2 separate regions of the Mus musculus genome follow, and region 2 is linked to region 1. A link is a loop called in an ENCODE intact Hi-C map of the cell type or tissue named here. Cell type or tissue: heart. All regions are shown on one strand. Links, peaks and the distances in the headings refer to the core of each region. The heading gives the core; the rest is flanking DNA. Region 1 holds the start of Gm52733 (a long non-coding RNA gene). Region 2 has its middle 22 kb from the start of Gm52731.

Region 1 (8,333 bases), core at 116-8,115:
GTTCCTCCACCTACACATGCTCACCCTCCAGAGGGCGCTGCTGAGTTCAGATTCATGTCAGAGAGGGCTTCTGTGGTCTGTTCTATAGGAGAGGGCGTGGAACAGCAGTGTTGTTGAGGCCACATGGCCTGAAGGTGACAGAGCCACATCTTGGGCCACACCCTCACTCTACCTTAAAGGGCATCGTGGCTCTTTTTTGGCACAGGGAATTTCCCTCTTGGTCTCAGACAGCCCTTCCTTTCTCTGTCTGGCTTCTTTCTTGGTCAGAATCTCACTTCTCCATTTCAGCCTTTGTAGCTTGCTACCCTCCGGGACATGGACTCTAACTGACAAACAGAGCCAGAGACAGCCTGTCCAGCCCTCCCTGCTCGTCCTGTTTAGGGTCGGCACCTCTGCTGCCCCATGCCTTTCTCTCCTGCCGAGCCAGCTCCTGTTCATGTGCCTTTGCATATCTGAAAAAAAAAAAAGTACCTTCTGCTGAGTTAGAATTAACTTCTGTTTCTCAGCTCTGGCTGTACACATGAATCACCTGTACCCAAATGTGTGTGGAACCGACAGAGATCTTTACTAAAGAAGCCCCAGGGCTGCTTCCCTGGGGTGTTCAGCGTGTCTGAGCAAAGCAAGAATCTACACTGGCAGAGAGCTCTGAGGGTGATTCCCAGACACAGCCAGGACCTCTTCCAGCCACACCTAAGGGCTCTCGGCTTCCCAGACATACCATCTGGGACTTCCAATTCCGACAGCTCTGTGCAGTTCTGCTTGCCTGGAACCCCCACTCCACCCGCCCTTCCTTCCTTCCTTCTGGCAAATTCTTATCCACCTCAGGATCCAGGCCAAATCCTCTCCCATGAGGCCACTTGCTTCCATGCCCCTGTTTCCAGCTTGGCTCTTGCTTCTGCTGTCCTGTGTGCTCTGTGATAACAGCCTGTGAGGCTGTTCTGTGCCCCAGGGCTCAGCCCACAGCCGGGCACATAGTGGATCCACAGGAACCTACCTGTGAGTGAGCACATCCGATTGTGACTGTGAGGGTGGGCAAAAGCAAAGCAAAGCCACACAAACACACCTCCACAATAACTTGAAAAGGCACGGAAGTCTTCAGACTAGATCTGCCTACACTGTCACAGCCCACACTTGGTTCCTCGCCCGTATTCCTTCTGCAGCCAAGAGCCGTGTGTTTGAGATGAGGCACCTCACTTTCTCCACAGAGTGGGATGCCTGGAATCTCACCTTTCCCCAAAGCAGGGCCCAGGCGGCCATGGCTGCCTGCCTAAGATTCAGTTAGACTTTGGCTGAAAGGCTAGTCAATGACTCTTCCTGAGATCTCCTTGAGTAACAATAGCTCACCCTGTTTCAGGCTTGTCTCCCTGCTTTCCTCAGCCTTGTCTGCTCCTGAGGCCCATGTGTCTTACAACGTATCCTTGCTTCCAGCCATTGGCATCCGTGGAGGCCAGTCCCGGCTGGGTTTTACTGCTTTTCCTAGGGTGCTCACTCTTTCAGCACCCCTGCCTAGCTCCTGCTGTTTGGGTTTTTTCAGTGCCTGACTAAAGGCTCCTGGGCTGGTCTTCAGTATCCCTAGTCTACACCCTTTGAGCCGCTCCCTCCCTCACCACTGACCTGGTTCCTTTTATCGGATTTATTTTTATTTTATGTGTATGAGTCTTTTGCCTACCTTCATGTTTGTGCATCATATGTGTGCAGTGCCCACAGAGGCCAGAAGAGGGCACCAGCTCCCCTGGAGTAAGAACCAGTTGCACAATACCAAACAGGTGCTGGGAATTGAACCTGGGTCCTCTGGAAGAGCAGCCAGTACTCTTAACCTCTGAGCCATCTCTTCATCTTCTGTGGAATATTTTTTATTGTCCCCATTGTACAGAGGAGAAAGCTTAGGCCTGGCGAGGCAGTATGATTTGTCCAAAAATAGGTCAGTCAACTAAATAGAAAGCAGACATCCCACCCATGTCTCACAGTAAGGACTGAACTATGAACTCTGAAGTCACAGGGCTCCTCCTAACAGTCCTCCCTGTTATGATGGGCTGAACATTCACTATTTACCCAGTGGAGTCTGACATCAAGAGTTGTGCCTGATCTTGTTAGGATGTTCAAGGAGTGCTGCCGCAGCAAATGAGCCTGAAAACTTAGTGTCTTAACACAGCAGAGATGGGTTTCTTTCCCACACGCTAAGTACAACATTAAACCCTTCCACTCAACCCTCCATCCTTCCCGGTGACCTGCTGGAGCTTAGAAAAATGAAGAGACTGAAGGCTGACAACCCTGGCTTTCACAAACTGCTCCCAGCATCTAGGGTTGATGTCCAGACATTTAGTACCAGCACTGAGTTTCCTGCCTGAATTTCTGAATTGCTTTATTTCCAGCCGTTGGGTTTTGTTTTCCCCTAGTTAGTAAGACTGGTTAAGACATTACCTGGCTTTGGAGAAGCTATACAGATGCAGGTCTTCTGTAGAGGAAGAACATGGACACAGCCATCGCTGTCAGAGCCTTGCCTACCGTTCTGCTCTGGGGCTGGGTTTATCCGGTGTTACAGTGCAGCCTGACTCACTGAGATAACTGCCACACACTCCTGAATCCATCATCTGCTCTGTGCTAGCCTGAGACCCGGGCATCTCGGAAGTGTGGTCTCTGAGCTTAGAAGCCTTACTCTGAGATCAGCAATGTCTCCCTGGGCAGTGAGTGGGATGGAATGACACCCAGCCCATACCTCTTTCTAACCTGGGAGGTACGATGCTACCCAGAGACACGGCCAATGTAGGCATTCGGGATTATTCAGAATTCCAAGGATAAATTATTTTCCCGATTCACCGTTAAGTAAATCCCTTTTTACATAAATTTACTTTTTTAAAAGTAAATTTCATTTCTCTCTTCAGCCTAAAGAATCACACGTTGATCCCATAAGCGTGCCCCCTACTTCATCCTCTCCTGCCGAGGACTCGGAGCTTTCTGGTGAGCCGGTACCAGAAGGAACCCCAGAAACGAACTTGAGCATCATTGGACACAGCAGCCCTGAGCAAGGCAAGTCCTGACACGCACATGTGAGTGGCGGTCTATCACCGAGTGATCGACACGTATTCAACACACAGAGTTCACGTCATCATCCCTTCTCCCTTCAAGGGAAACTGAGTCACAGAGAAATCAGGTAGCCCCTCCAAGACTGTATGGCCCGTTAGCAACAGAGCTGGCACTTGCTCTCCAATGTCTGAGCTTGAAACCCTCTTCAGACTTCCCTCTGCTTTCTCTATAGGAAAGCTTAAAAGAAGCATTGCAGCTAATTGTGTACCTACTGTGTGCCGAGTGTGTACATACTTCTCCAGTTCCACGGTGCCATCTAGTCAGTAGAGCTAGCTGCAATTTTACCAGTGGAAAAAGTCAACCCCTGGAAAAGGCCAGGGAGTGTGTTCACAAGCTCACAGCCCCATCTCCGAATCTCCACTTGTTCTGATTTCTGCTACCTACGTTCTGGATCTCAGAGGATCTGGTCAGCTAACTGATGGCTAGAAACAGGCATGGGTCACCCAGTGGGTAAATGACAACCGAAAGCAAGCCTCAGATCCCTTCCTGCTGCTCCTCTGCTTCTGCCCCCCCCCCCCCCCGCCGCCACTGCAGTGCACAAGCAAAAGCCCAGAGAACATCTGTGACTCCCCCTAAGCAGCAGACTGACATGCACCCGTGGCCTGAGGATACCGTTTCGTGTAGCCCTAGCTGCAGCAAAGGCCAGAGCTCTGAGATGTAGAGGCAAGGTGATTTCCAGCAGCACTGTTCATCCAAATTGCCTGTAGCAAGGATTTGTTAAGCAAACACAATGTCCTGTATCCACGTGATGGGGATGAGCTGATGAGTTAAAGACATGCTGTGGAGCCTTCACCATAAGAGTGGATTTCAAAACTACTAAAGCCAACGCTATGAGCACATGTTATTCGCATGTTTGGGGGATGCATTAGCCATTTGGTACAACATCCAGTGTGGGGTAGGACTGCAGGTGGTTTTGATTCTCGCTGTTTAACTTCTGTGTTTCAAAACATCTTTTACGGTAGTAGTGTTCTTGATCTCTTTGCTTCTGCCATTGGCTAATGAGAGTTATTTTAACAACGGAACTTGGGGAGTCTATGGGTAAGACACCAAGAGGACTAGACAGGGAAATTATAAATAATTTAATAATGTTACAATGAAACTAAGGAGTCTTGAAGATGTGGCAGTAGGAAGCCGGGAGGGCAGAAGGAATGCCAGCCAGCTTTGAGAGAAGCCCTCCGCGGTTGCCTATTTGCATTGGGGCATGGCTGAGATTGCAACCTTTCTTAATTCTCGTTGGTGAATTGTAACCATCCATGCTTCCTGGTGAATGAGAGGGTAGGCTGCACTGTGGTTTCCATGCTCCTAGCAACACAGAAACATCATCAGGCATGGATACTGTTGTGTTGGTCTGAGTAGGGCAATAGGCAGGGTGGCTTTTCCAGTCTGAGAAGGCAAGATCTAAATGGAGGCCGAGACTTCCACCTGAGAAGAGCCTCTCACCGATACCCAGTAACAGCTTTGCTCCTCATCTAGCTGACAGACGGCCAGAGGGAAACCCAGAGCTAGCCCAAGTGCTCCTTTTCTTGGTGAGTTAACAGCCCGGATGGTGGAGAGAAGGAAGCCTGTAGCCCAAGTACCATCTGCCTGGCTCTCTGATAATTGAGGCTTTCTGACAGTGTCTGCCCCAGCTCCAGCCAGGGTAGCTGCTTGTATAGCACCCCCTGGTGGTCAGAGCAGGGAGGATCCAAGCACAGGCCAATGCGGGACAGAACACTCCTGGAGTTCTCAGTGGTCACACAGGGGCTGCTGAAGATGTGAGGGGACATGTGAATGCTACACGTATGAAGAAAGTCTTGCATGGAGACAAGCTTGTCTGTCTTACCAGCTGCTCCCAGTCACTACTTTTGCTGTGATTTTGCTCCTCTGCAGAAGGGTAATCAGGATAAGACAGATTTGGTAGCACAGGCCTGTAATCCCAGCCAATTAGGAGACGACAACAGGAATATATCATAAGTTCAAGGCCAGTCTAGGCAACTTAGTGAAACCCTTTCTCAAAATAAAACACCCGCACCCGCACACGCACACGCACAAAGAGGGCCAGAGATACAGCGTAGTAATAGAGTACTTCTTAGCTTGCAGGACATCCAATGCTAAGTCTTTAACACTACTACTAATACTAGTAATTAATAATAATTATTATTACTATTTTAAAGTTGTGATTAGAGCAAGATACCTGCCTTGGAGTGTTATCAAGGAAGCTGAGAATGAGGAAATCTGGTCTGGCAGGAGGTTGGTGGCACAGCGAATAGCCATTCAGAGCCCTCTCCACAAATGTGTATTCAGTCTTCATAGGGTTGTAGGAACAGCGGTGAGACCGACGACGAAATGATAATCTCTTCTCTTTCCACTCCTGTAATCTGGAAGAAGCCAACATTCAGCACTGTGATTTAGCGGTATATGCACATAATTATTTAAACACCTACACAAACAATATGTGTGCTAGGTAATATTTACTACATAGCATACATATGTAATAGAATAATCACACAGAATGATAGAAAACACGTGCACGCATAGGTAGTCACCTTTCTCTTCCGTGAGTATAGAACTCCAATGCTAATGAGTATTTGTGAGTGACTTGCTATGTGCCTGGCACTGTCCAGTACACTTTCCTCAAATCATCTCGGTCGGATAATACAGAGTCATCAGAATAGTTTCTACCCTCCGAGGTAGGAATCATGATCCCCACTCATAGATGGAGGAACTTGGGACACAGGTTAAGTATCTGCCCCACGTCACATTCTGGGGCATGGCAAAGCATGATTTCAGGCAGCAAGAGGTGCCAGCACGCATGATGGAAGCCACCAGGCCCTAGGTCCTTGTCCCGTTCTCTAGGCTGCCTCTTCCCTCCTGGTCCTCTATCTCGGAGTCATTGACATCTTCCCAAGTTACTATGTACAAAGTTGCCGTGTTCTCTTCCGAGACTGCAAAGCATAGTTATTGACATCACAATTTCTGCTCCCTGTAGGGTCTGGTGAGATCCTGAATGATACGCTGGAGGTCCATGCGATGGATGGGGACCCTGGTACTGATGATGGTTCAGGGGATGGAGCCTTGTTGAACGTCACTGATGGTCAGGTGAGTGAATGAGTGGTAAACTTTATTCGATAGCCTAACGGGGGGGGGGTGTTCATGGAGAGGTCTTAGTTGAATGTCACCAGGACTGATGTCCTGTGGTATGGAAAGAGCACAGTGGTCAAGCTCCAGGGACACACCAGCGAGGGTGGAGGAGAAACCACCCCAGCTTGTCTTCACCCATGATTGGCGATAAATACAAATGTAGCATGCTCATGATGTATGGGATCCTTATGAAGACCGCAGGACAGGACAGGGTCAACTGCAGGCTTGCCCACGCCCTCCTTAGCAATTGTCTTTCATCTTTACAAAGCCAGTTTGAGAAATGGCTTGATCTGATAGGGGCAGAGCACCATCTTCTCAACTCCAGCATTTGTGTACACACACACATGATTTGTGTACACTCACGCATGAAGGCCTGAGTGTGGATACTCAGCCCATGAAAGAGCTGGTGGCAGTGACGGGTCTGTTACCCCAGTATGAGTGCCAGGGAGTCAGGTAAAAGGATCCTAGACGCTTGGTAGCCATTCAGCCTCCTAGAACTGGTAAGCTCCAGAGTTAGCAAGAGACGCTGTCTCAAAAATAAGGCGGAGAGCCATGGGTGAAGACTCCCATGCGCTCATACATACATGAACATGACCATATACACATGTGCACTCAGACCTAATTCACCCCACATGAAACCCTAGAAAACAAAAATAACATGCCATCCCCACATCCTATGTAAACCACTATATAGACCAGGCTACTGTCTTCAACCTCACAGAAATTTGCCTGTCTCTATCTCCTGTGTGCAGGGGTTAAATGTGTGCACCATCGTTCCTGGCAAATATGTGGCATTTTATGACACCGGCAGCTACAGCTGTTCCATTTCCCCATTTGTTCTGAGACCTTGTAGACATCTTTTCTTTTCCCAGAGGAAACTAAATGACAGAGAAAGAGAGAAAGGCAGGTTAGCACTGGCGTGCACTGGGGACAGAGTCCTGCCTGCACATAGCTGAAACCACAAGAGCAATGTCATTATACTTATGTCTGGATAGATGTACAGGAGTGGTCACAGGAGGTCTGTGTGTCTAAACAGTGTCCAGAGCTGGAGCCAGCTGACTCAGGAATCAGTGACCTATGGTCACCCAGTGTGTAAACAGACGTTGGCATGAAATGTGAGACATCAATGTCTCGGAGATGTCCTCTGTCCCCTGGATTTTGCAAGTCTGGGACTGGTCTGAGACTTCTGTGGTGAAGTCACAAATGTGGAGGTTCCTAAGGTCAGGGAGCTGCAGGGATGTCAGCTGGCAGGGTGTATGTAGGTGGAAGACCCAGGTACTCAGTTCTCTCCAGCCATAGGCTTGTTGATCAGAGCTAAGGGACCAACAGCAGGGTCTCTCACCATGTCCTGTTTTCAGGGGTTATCAGCAACAGCAACTGGGGAGGCCAGTGTGCCTGTCACCACTGTCCTGGAAGCAGAGAATGGCAGTATGCCCACTGGGAGCCCCACCCTGGCCATGTTTACCCAGAGCATCAGGGAAGTGGACACTCCGGTGAGTAGCTTAAGCATACTTCCCCTGCTAGGGCTTGTTCCTGGTAGAAGCAGGCACTAGCCTCCTGTCTACACAATGCAGAGTAGCAATACTATGGGGCGAATCCAGGTGGGCACGAGCAACTGGCTGCAGGGCATTCACTCACTGGGAGAGGCTTGTAGAGCATTGTGCCACACCAGGCACTGGTCCTGCTAGCCAGGACTGATGGTCAATAGGATAGGCTGAGTTCCCAAGACACAATGATTAAGGGACATAGAAGTCCCCAAAACAACTTGTGAGTATAGAAAAGGGGTTCAGAAAGGTAGAAGGTGAACCTGAGAGTCTGAGGGAAGTATCCAGGCCAATGGCATAGGTAGATGTTATAGGTGAGGGTTAGAGGAGCAAAGACCCAGAGGCCACACAAGAACTGATGAAGTACAGGGTGCCTTTGGGGTCTGCAGGGGAATGGGGGGGACATCCTGATGTCACCTAAAGCTGAGAAGATGGATCTGGAGAGGCCCAGTACATGAAGGCTTCTGCTGGGCAGCCTGACAACCTATAGTGAAGTTGCAGCCATTGAAAGGAGAGGGTGGAGAGATCTTCATAGGATTAGGATTCTAGAACAACTGCTTTGGCCTAAATGGAGAAAGGACAGAG
Region 2 (8,333 bases), core at 34-8,033, 120 kb before region 1:
AATTGAAATGAAGAACAAGCTGTATCCTCCATTTCTTTATTCATAGCTTTGGAGACTTGCTTTCTACAGGGGTTATGTTGTCTGAGCTTGTCAGGTCGGCGGGGGAGGGGGGCACTGTGGCTTCCCCTGTGCAGCTTTTACTCAGGATGATTATAATTACCACAACCAAAGCACTATTGTAAGCACATTCTACCAGTGAGCTCATTGGATTCGCAAAATACCTGCCAAGATGCCAGGCCACACAGACCCTGGCCCTGTTTTAGATAGAAGTATTGAAGAGGGCTGAGAACTGGTCTTAGGTCACATAGCACCCTGGACTTACTCCAGAGTTGAGTGGTTGCTGCTCTCTTGCTTCTCAGAGGGGAGAAAAAGTGACTCACAGGTCCCCAAGGGGCCCATAGCTCCCACACCCTGATGTTAGGCCGGCTCCTCAACTCTTAGCCCACTTACACAACAATAGCTATCAGCAGCCTGAATGAATGAGTCTGTCCCACTTGGAGAGCACAGAAGATTTTGTGGCTGATTTACATTTCTGTAGAGAGTTCCAGAACAAGAAGAAGCCAGGGACTGTGCCCCACGTGTGGAACCACTTAGGAGCCAGACTGCCGCTCCCTCGTATGTGAATGCACTGAGCAGGTAGAATTCCATCTGTGGCTTCACCCTCTACCATCTCTTTCTTTAAAACAGGGCAGGGGCTGGGGGACGTATTTCCTCAGTCTTGCCTTATGAGATCCCTGCTGCCCTGCTGGAGAGGCCACAGTCAGAGCCCACATCAGCTGTGATTGCTCCATCTAGCCCTTCCTCGCCATCTTCCACTCAGTCCCTGTGGAACGGAGGCTTCTGCCCCAACTGCTGAATCATGAAATGTCTGTGAATCATCTTGAAATTTTTATAAGGCAGGGGTCAGTGAGAGAGGCTGCTCATGGGAGCCTTAAGAGAGATTTCAGCACCCTACAAGGATATACCAGATGTGTGTGCCCGTTGGCACAGCTCTGGTGTGGTCAGTCAAGAAGGACGACAGAGCACCACTGGATTCTCATGGATCACAGAGCTGAGAACGCAAGTGACTGCTGTAGGCTCTGCAGGGACTTCAGGAGTCAAATGCTTACCTCTCCGTCCCTGCAGAAATCCCCCATCTGTGTCTCCAGCACACACAGCCAGCCTCAGCCTATCTCCTGCCACTAAACACACATCCTAACATACATCCAGGTGGTGCTGGCATAGGTCTCCCTGGGACTTCTATTCTTGCTCTAGATCTCATTGGAGGCCACCCAGTGTGTTTGCTCTTACCCCCTGGATGGTCCTTAAGAAAGCAGATGTTCTGGAGTCTCCTCTGCCCGAGGATAGCCCTCCAGCCTTGCTGCTTCCACCATCCTGCTGGGGTGTGGTTTTCATAATTTACGAGGGAGAGAAGCAAGTGCCAACATTAAATCTACATTTAACTGGAGGTCTGAATTAGCTTCTGACCAGGCCACACTGACCTCAGATACCTCAGAGGTGATGCAAGTGATGTTGCTGGGTAGGCTGTGGGATAGACAGGGCAGAATGTGTGTGTGTATGTGTGTGTGTGTATCTACAAGAAGGAAAAGGCCTGCTGATCACAATGGAACCTACCTAACATCCCACCACCCAGGAGGTGGAGCTGGGAAGATGAAGGGCTAGCCTGGGATATATAAGAACCTGCACCTCCCCCACCCACAAAGGTGGAGAGAGCTGGTGGTATAAAAGAACAAACTCCTCTGTTTTCCCTACCAGGAAGTCATAATAATAATAATAATAATAATAATGATAATAATAATAATAGTTTAAGATGGAAACATCTTGAGGAAGCTGGGTAGTATGCTATTTGAACATGGATGCAAATCCAGGAATAAGTATGCAAGCATGAGGGTGAGCTCTCAGTCTGGAGTGGGAACACTCACTGGATGGGAAGGGGAGGGCCGGGAGCATAGACCAAGCGGTGGTACTTTTTGCTCTGGCTTATTCCCAGAGATAGCTGGGGACAGAGGTGTCAGTGAAGAGAAACCCCATTGTTGCTCTTCACCAGGGTCCTGTGATGTCTGCTACAGCAGAACAGAAAAGCACAGATCTTCAGAGATGACCAAGCCTCAGCCATCCTCCATAGTTTTAATTTTTCAACTCGTCTTACCCATAATTACTTTAGCTCCCTGGAAAAAATTAGATTCCAAGAGTTTCAGGAAGTCTAAGGGTCATTTCGGTCCAGGGGCAAAGAGCGATGGGACAGGGGGCTGCTGTTTCTCAGAAGCCTCCTGAGCCACACATGGATTCTTGTTGATAAAAACTGTCATTCAGCCAGGTGTGGTGATTCATGTCATTAGTTAAAGCATTTGGGAGGCTGAGGCAGAAGGATTGCGGTGAGTTTGAGGCCAGCCTTGTCTACAGAGGAAGTTCAATAAATAAGAATAGCAAATAACATAAACAAATATACAAATAAACAAAGACAAAGATGTATCTTTAAGAACACCTCTAAGTGGAATCTGATTCCAAACCCTTATCAAGAGAGACAACTAAGGGCCAAGGGTGGACTTAGGTGGTCAGGAGAGGTGAGGTCGGGTGGTGCTGTAGCTGAGACTGGTGCTACCTTCAGTTTGGCTGCTTGGACTCTGGGCAAGCCACCTTACTGATGAGCCGCTCACAACCAAGGATAAGGAGAGTAGGGTCTGGGCTGGGAGGGAGCACGGAGCTTCATCTGAGTTAGGGTGAAATGCTGCTCCTCCCAACCCCCAAGCCAATTTGATGATGCACAGGGAACACTCACTGAGGGAGGGATGCAGAGCCCACCCAGGCAGGACTCCAATGTCTGAGACCTAGAGAGAGCTGGGGACAGAGTGGTGTCTGTTGCAGAGCTAAAGAGCACAGGCTTCCCTCCCTCCACAGGGGTGAATTTTCTTTATTCTTCTTCTCCAAAATTACTAAGATCTCTGAGGAGAATAAGAATCTGAGAGTCATAGGAGTCCGGGGGGATCATTTCCGCTGTCTTTTCATCGTGGAGTTGGGGTGCCACCCCAACCTCTCAAAGGAACCAGAAGGGGTTGGTTCATGCTTCCTGCCTGAAGACACGTGGCTCCTCTGAAATCCTCTGGGCTGGAATTTGGAGAAGCTGAGAGCTTGCCCCAATGTGAGTGGACTTCATTTCACAGCCTTTGGAACCAGAAACTGCAGGGAAATAAAAACTGCTTTTCTGGGTCAGAATCTGTGATGGTTCTGGGAACTTGTCCATAGAACAAATTGATTTATGGGGACCCAGCTGTGAGGAGCTGCACACAACAGGGCTCAGCGGAGATACACTCCAGATGTGGCCTCATTAAAGGCAGGGCTAGAACAATAGGGCCCAAAGGCATCCTCAGTCTATCAGGCCATGAAGACAGGGTGGCCAGGGCTCTGTGCTGTCACACCACTGTTGTCTTCAAGCTGGAAAGCCAGTGAGAACGTACTCTGTCCAACTCCACCAACTACAGATGGAAAACCAGAGGCCCAGAGAGGGAAAGTACCAGACCAGTGTCACACAGCGCCAGAACTCTCATTTCCTGTTGCTGGCCCAGGGTCTGTCCTAGCTCAATACTGTCTTTGATTCAAAGTAGAGCAGGCTTGATTCTGCCACCTTCTGATGGTGCCTTTGGGTCTATCCTGTTGCTGTGTTATCCATACTCTGAAAAAAAAAAAAACAACTTGAGGGAGAAAGGGTTTGTTTTAGTGCACAGCCCTATGAGGTCTGTTGTGGTGGGGAAGTCAAGGGAGAAGAGCCTAAGCAGCAGGCACAGTCAAGAAACAGAGAGGGGCGTGTAGCCAGTCTTTGGCTACTTTGTGGGTTCTTCTTTCTTCCACCCTGCCCCACCCCTTTGTTTCCACCCTTTCAACCCCAAGACTAGATAGGAAAGAAAAAAGGATACAGGGGAGAGGGGACAACATTGCCATTAGACTGCTTCCTGTTGAGTTCCTTGGGGCAAGTTTGATCTTTATCGTCAGGATACCTTAGTTTATTCTTTCTTCTTTGTGCATAACTACTTAAACCTCGGCCACCAATAACCAGCAGTATCCAACCAACAATAAGACCCTGGCTCTTATATACCCTCTGAAAAGTCCCCAGAATTCCAAATGTCACACAGTCGCAGAAACGATCTGCTGCTGGGAAAAATCACGCCCCTGCTAGAGCAGGAGGCACAGCATAGTCAGCTGCCGTGGACCACCTGAAGCAACAGCCTCATCTCTCACACCTGGGATTACGATGAAAACAGGTTCCTATAACATTTCTGTGTCTTTCAAAGGAACCAACCAAAATGCCAAAATTGTCACTGCAAAGGTGGGTGTTTATCGGTCCTCAGCTGTCTTCCTTCATTTTATACAACCCAGATTGCCCTGCCCAGGGAGTGACTCCACCCACACTTAAGATGGGTGCCTACATCAGGGAACTTAAGATCATCCCCCAGAGGCAAGGTCCTGTAGAGGCCTAGTTCCTGGGTGGGGTAGACTGAGTCATGTTGGTGATAAACACCAGCCATTGCAGATGGGGAGACTAGTCCTAGTGTAAAGAGCCACACTGCTGTTGACCTGAAGCCTGACTGACCCTAGAGCTGAGTGAAACACTCCCATCTCCACCGTGCCACCTGAGCTCCTAGGACCTCCGTGACCCCATCCTTGGGCCTCACACCCTAGAACTGTCCTCCTGGGTTCCTGTTCAGGGTGTCTGTTCTCTCTTGCAAGGACACAGGGAGCAGGCTTGGCAGGGATAAGGACACCTGCTTGCTCTGAATCTCTGATAGGAATAGATTTTGGCTTGGGAGCTTCAGAACTAAACCCACACCCACAGTCTCATACAAGGCTGGCTTCCTGAGGTGTGTGCCGCTGTGTTTAACACTTTATTCCCTTCATATGATTACAAAAAAATAAGCCAATTCTAACATTTCATAATTTCATTAAGTTGCATAATCTTTGATTTGCTTAATTTTAGTGCGTGTTTTTATTTACTTCCAATTTTTTTAAATAACAAAGTAAAAAATAATAAGAGCAAAAAACGTAAGCTCATTGTCAAAAATTTAGAAACTACAAAAACATATTATCAAGAAGCCACTCACTCTGTGTCCAGAGACAGCACCACTGGAGCATTCCCTCTAGCCTTCTGTTCACTTTCATTTTCTGCTTCATTTTGTTTTTGTTGCATTGTTGAAGGAGCCACCAAGCTAAAGCCATTCCACTTAGTGTGTGTGTGTGTGTGTGTGTGTGTGTGTGTGTGCGTGCGCGCGCACACTCGCACATGTGTGTGTGAGCATTTCAAATGCAGAAGAGAGAGGGGGTAGTGGGGAGAGAGAATATGTCTTAACTAAAAACGTACCCTTATTCTCTTTCATGCCCCACTGGTCTTTTTCTTGCCCCCAAGTAGTGCCTTTCTATTTTTATGTGATATTCATAGATATATAGAATGATAGATGGATAGATAGATAGGTAGATTATAGATAGTAGGAAGATACATATATATACATAGATTATAGATAGATGATAGATAATAGTATACATACATACATAGATTATAGATAGATAATAGACAGATTATATATAAATAGATAATAGATGATAGATAATAACTGATGCATAGATGATGGATAAATGGTAGATAGGTAGGTAGGTAGGTAGGTAGATAGATAGATAGATAGATAGATAGATAGATAGAGTACATAATCTAGATTCTACATGAGAGAAACATTTGTCTTTCCGACTCTGGTTGATTTTGTGTTTGACCTGATGATCTTCAGTTCTTGCATTTTCCTGCAGATGAAAACACCAGTCTTCTTCACAGCTGAGTAAAAAGCCATCCTCTATATGTACCACAATCTCTTTAGACATTTATCTGTGGCTGGCAATCTAGATTGGTTTCATATTTTGCCAACAGTCAATGGTGCTGCAGTAGACATGGATGTGCAAGCATCTCTGTGGTGGGGATTGAAGACTTTCAGGTCCACGTGCCCAAGTGTGCTGAGGCTGGATCAGAGACCCTAACAGTCTTTCCTTGACCACAGCTTCCTTTGCGTGGCTGACCATCTGAATGATGCCAGCACTCCAGAGGCAGAGGCAAGTAGATTTCTGTGAATTCAAGGCCAGCCTGGTCTACATAGTGAGTTCTAGGAGAGTGAGGACTATGTAGAAAGACCCTGTCTCAAAAAAAAACCAAAACAAAGCAAACAAACAAACCAAAAGAAAAGCCTTATGCCCAGTAAACACAGTCCATCCTCACGGGATGCAGAATTAGGCCCCTGGGCTTACATGCACAAACTCATCTTGCACCTTCCAACTCCTGGGAGAAATGCCTCGACTAAGCTTTGATCGTATTTGCCTCTTGCTAGCTAGCTTGCTTTCTGCTTGCCTTTTTTTTGAGAGAGGGTCTCATGTAACCCCAGCTGACCACAAATTCCTGATTCTTCTGAGGGCTGTGATTATAGGTGTGTGTCACTACACCCGGCTGTCAACTTTGTCATACATGCCAAAGTTTCTAACAATGATGAACACCATTTACTGTGTGTACTGCGTGTATGAGACACCATGATGACTGACTTTCATACATTGAATTTTCATGACAACCTCACAACGGAAGTGTTTGTACATTATAGATGCATGCTTTCGTCATTTCATTTGAGAGTTGGGGGATGTATACAGGCCAGAGGACAACTTGGAGGAGTAAGTTCTCTTCTTCTCCCCGAGGTCTTGAGGATGGAAGCCATGACATCAAGCTTGCACTTTTTATGTACAGAGCCATCTTGCTGGCCCTGTCGTGTTTTTCTAGCTGAGGAGAGATTGGTTCCCATCTGGGCTGAGGGATACTGAGTCTAATGAGATTATAGCCTTGTCTAATCTGGTCGCTTTGTCTCTTAATTTAGCCAGAGGAAACAGCGTCTCTCAGGACAGCCTCGTCAGGCCTGGCTCTCAGATGCTGTACTTTGCAGGGCAAGCCTTGGCACCTATGCTTGGTGTACCTGCCTCACTCATTCTGGCTCCCAGGCACCTCTCCCCGCTTCTGAAAATCTCTCAGACATAGCTGGGCTCATTTAGAATTCCTGGAAATAATAGTTTTCAATCCCCCTGTCCAGTGTGCCTGTCATGTGCAGCCCCTAATACTTGGCTGCTATGATAGTGTAAGGCAGTCTGCACTGGTGCCTGGGTTTCCTGTGCTCCTCAGCAAGCACAGTAGAACAATGTACTAAGAGTAGAGCCCGTCTAAAGAGGGCCATTCTACCGAGTCTGACATCTGGAGTGTAGAAGCATCTCTTCTCCCCCGCTATAGCCAAGAGATGGCTTCTCTTGGCTATGGACCCCCCCAGACCCCAGTCTGGCCCTGCTCTTGCCAGTTGTCTGTCGTTGGTGAGGAGACCCCGCCCATGTCCACTGCCCTCAGAATGGTGACACAGCATGGCTCTGCCTCTTCAGCTCTCCATCCACACCCACATGGCTCGGAGGAGACTTCCCTTCCGGAGGGTGGAGTTGCAGAAGCGCACTTTAAAATATGGGTTGGATTTTCATTTTTTTGGTTGTTTGCTAAATTTGGTCATAATCGTGTCTTCTGGTTCTAAAAAGAGTGAAAGGAAGCAGCTGTCCTCAGGGAAGGCCCTGCAGCAAGCAGGGTGGGGGAGCACCATGGGCCACTCGGCCTTCTGCTTCCTTCCTGAGCATCTGAGGCCAATTCTGAGGAACGAAAGGGCCTGGCAGGACCCAGGAGAGGTCCCTACAGTCTTCTAGGAGCTCACCACAGCTGTTGACACTCTTAAATGCACCAGAGCAGTGGGCTCTGCCCTGTGGGAACACAAGTGTGGACATTGATCCCATCCTATGAGCCATGACAATTATGATTCCAGATGGTAATTCCAGGCGAGGTGGCACACTTAGGCAGCGTCTTGTCTAGGAGCCATGGCTGAGAAGCAAGTCAAGGCCATCTGACCTCAAGTTTCCATTGTTTCCTTGAGGAGAGAGGCATTCCCTCCCATGCCCTCTACTTGTCTGTGGCTGGAGTATAGGCATGGTCATATGCATGACATTGGGTCACTGCATAGTCAAAAGAGGGGACTGGAGGAAGGCATGGTCTGGTTCTTGTCAGATTAGGATGGTATTGGGTTACCAGGAAAGGCCAGTGGATAGGCCCTAACGTACAGTAAGCTTCTGAATCGTGGGTAGGAACTATTGAGGGAGGCACATCTGTGTCAGGACCATGCCTTGTGCCAGATGAGCTGAAAGTTCACCCAGGGGTGGGGAGGAGTGGATTTGCAAGGGAGCACGGCCACAGCTGGCTATGGAGCTATTTCTGCATTGCATCACCCTTCCTTGAGCATGTG

Evidence for each region. A loop is a pair of places that touch in the nucleus more often than their neighbours do. Peaks named below come from ENCODE experiments on the same cell type or tissue, not always from the same donor. Only the 100,000 strongest peaks of a DNase experiment are listed, where the experiment ranks them.
Region 2: a loop joins it to region 1, with 4 times the contacts of the local background. A loop is called at or near these places in 16 of 42 quality-filtered maps.

Annotation. Positions count from the first base shown.
Region 1 is chr4:47,251,108-47,259,440 of GRCm38, forward strand. Col15a1 (collagen, type XV, alpha 1) reads left to right here. Exons shown (of 40, transcript NM_009928.3): 6 at 2,883-3,027; 7 at 6,053-6,162; 8 at 7,563-7,697. It overlaps Gm52733 (a long non-coding RNA gene), which reads right to left and starts at 970. Exons shown (of 3, transcript XR_003955398.1): 1 at 821-970; 2 at 25-82. In heart, for the core only: a CTCF peak has its summit at 1,706 (motif pointing right); DNase peaks (open chromatin) are centred at 794 and 4,764; H3K27ac peaks cover 489 bases.
Region 2 is chr4:47,129,351-47,137,683 of GRCm38, forward strand. No RefSeq gene overlaps it. Among named protein-coding and RNA genes, the nearest start is that of Gm52731, 22 kb to the left of the region's middle. In heart, for the core only: no CTCF peak of the experiment used is centred there; DNase peaks (open chromatin) are centred at 391, 3,191 and 7,571.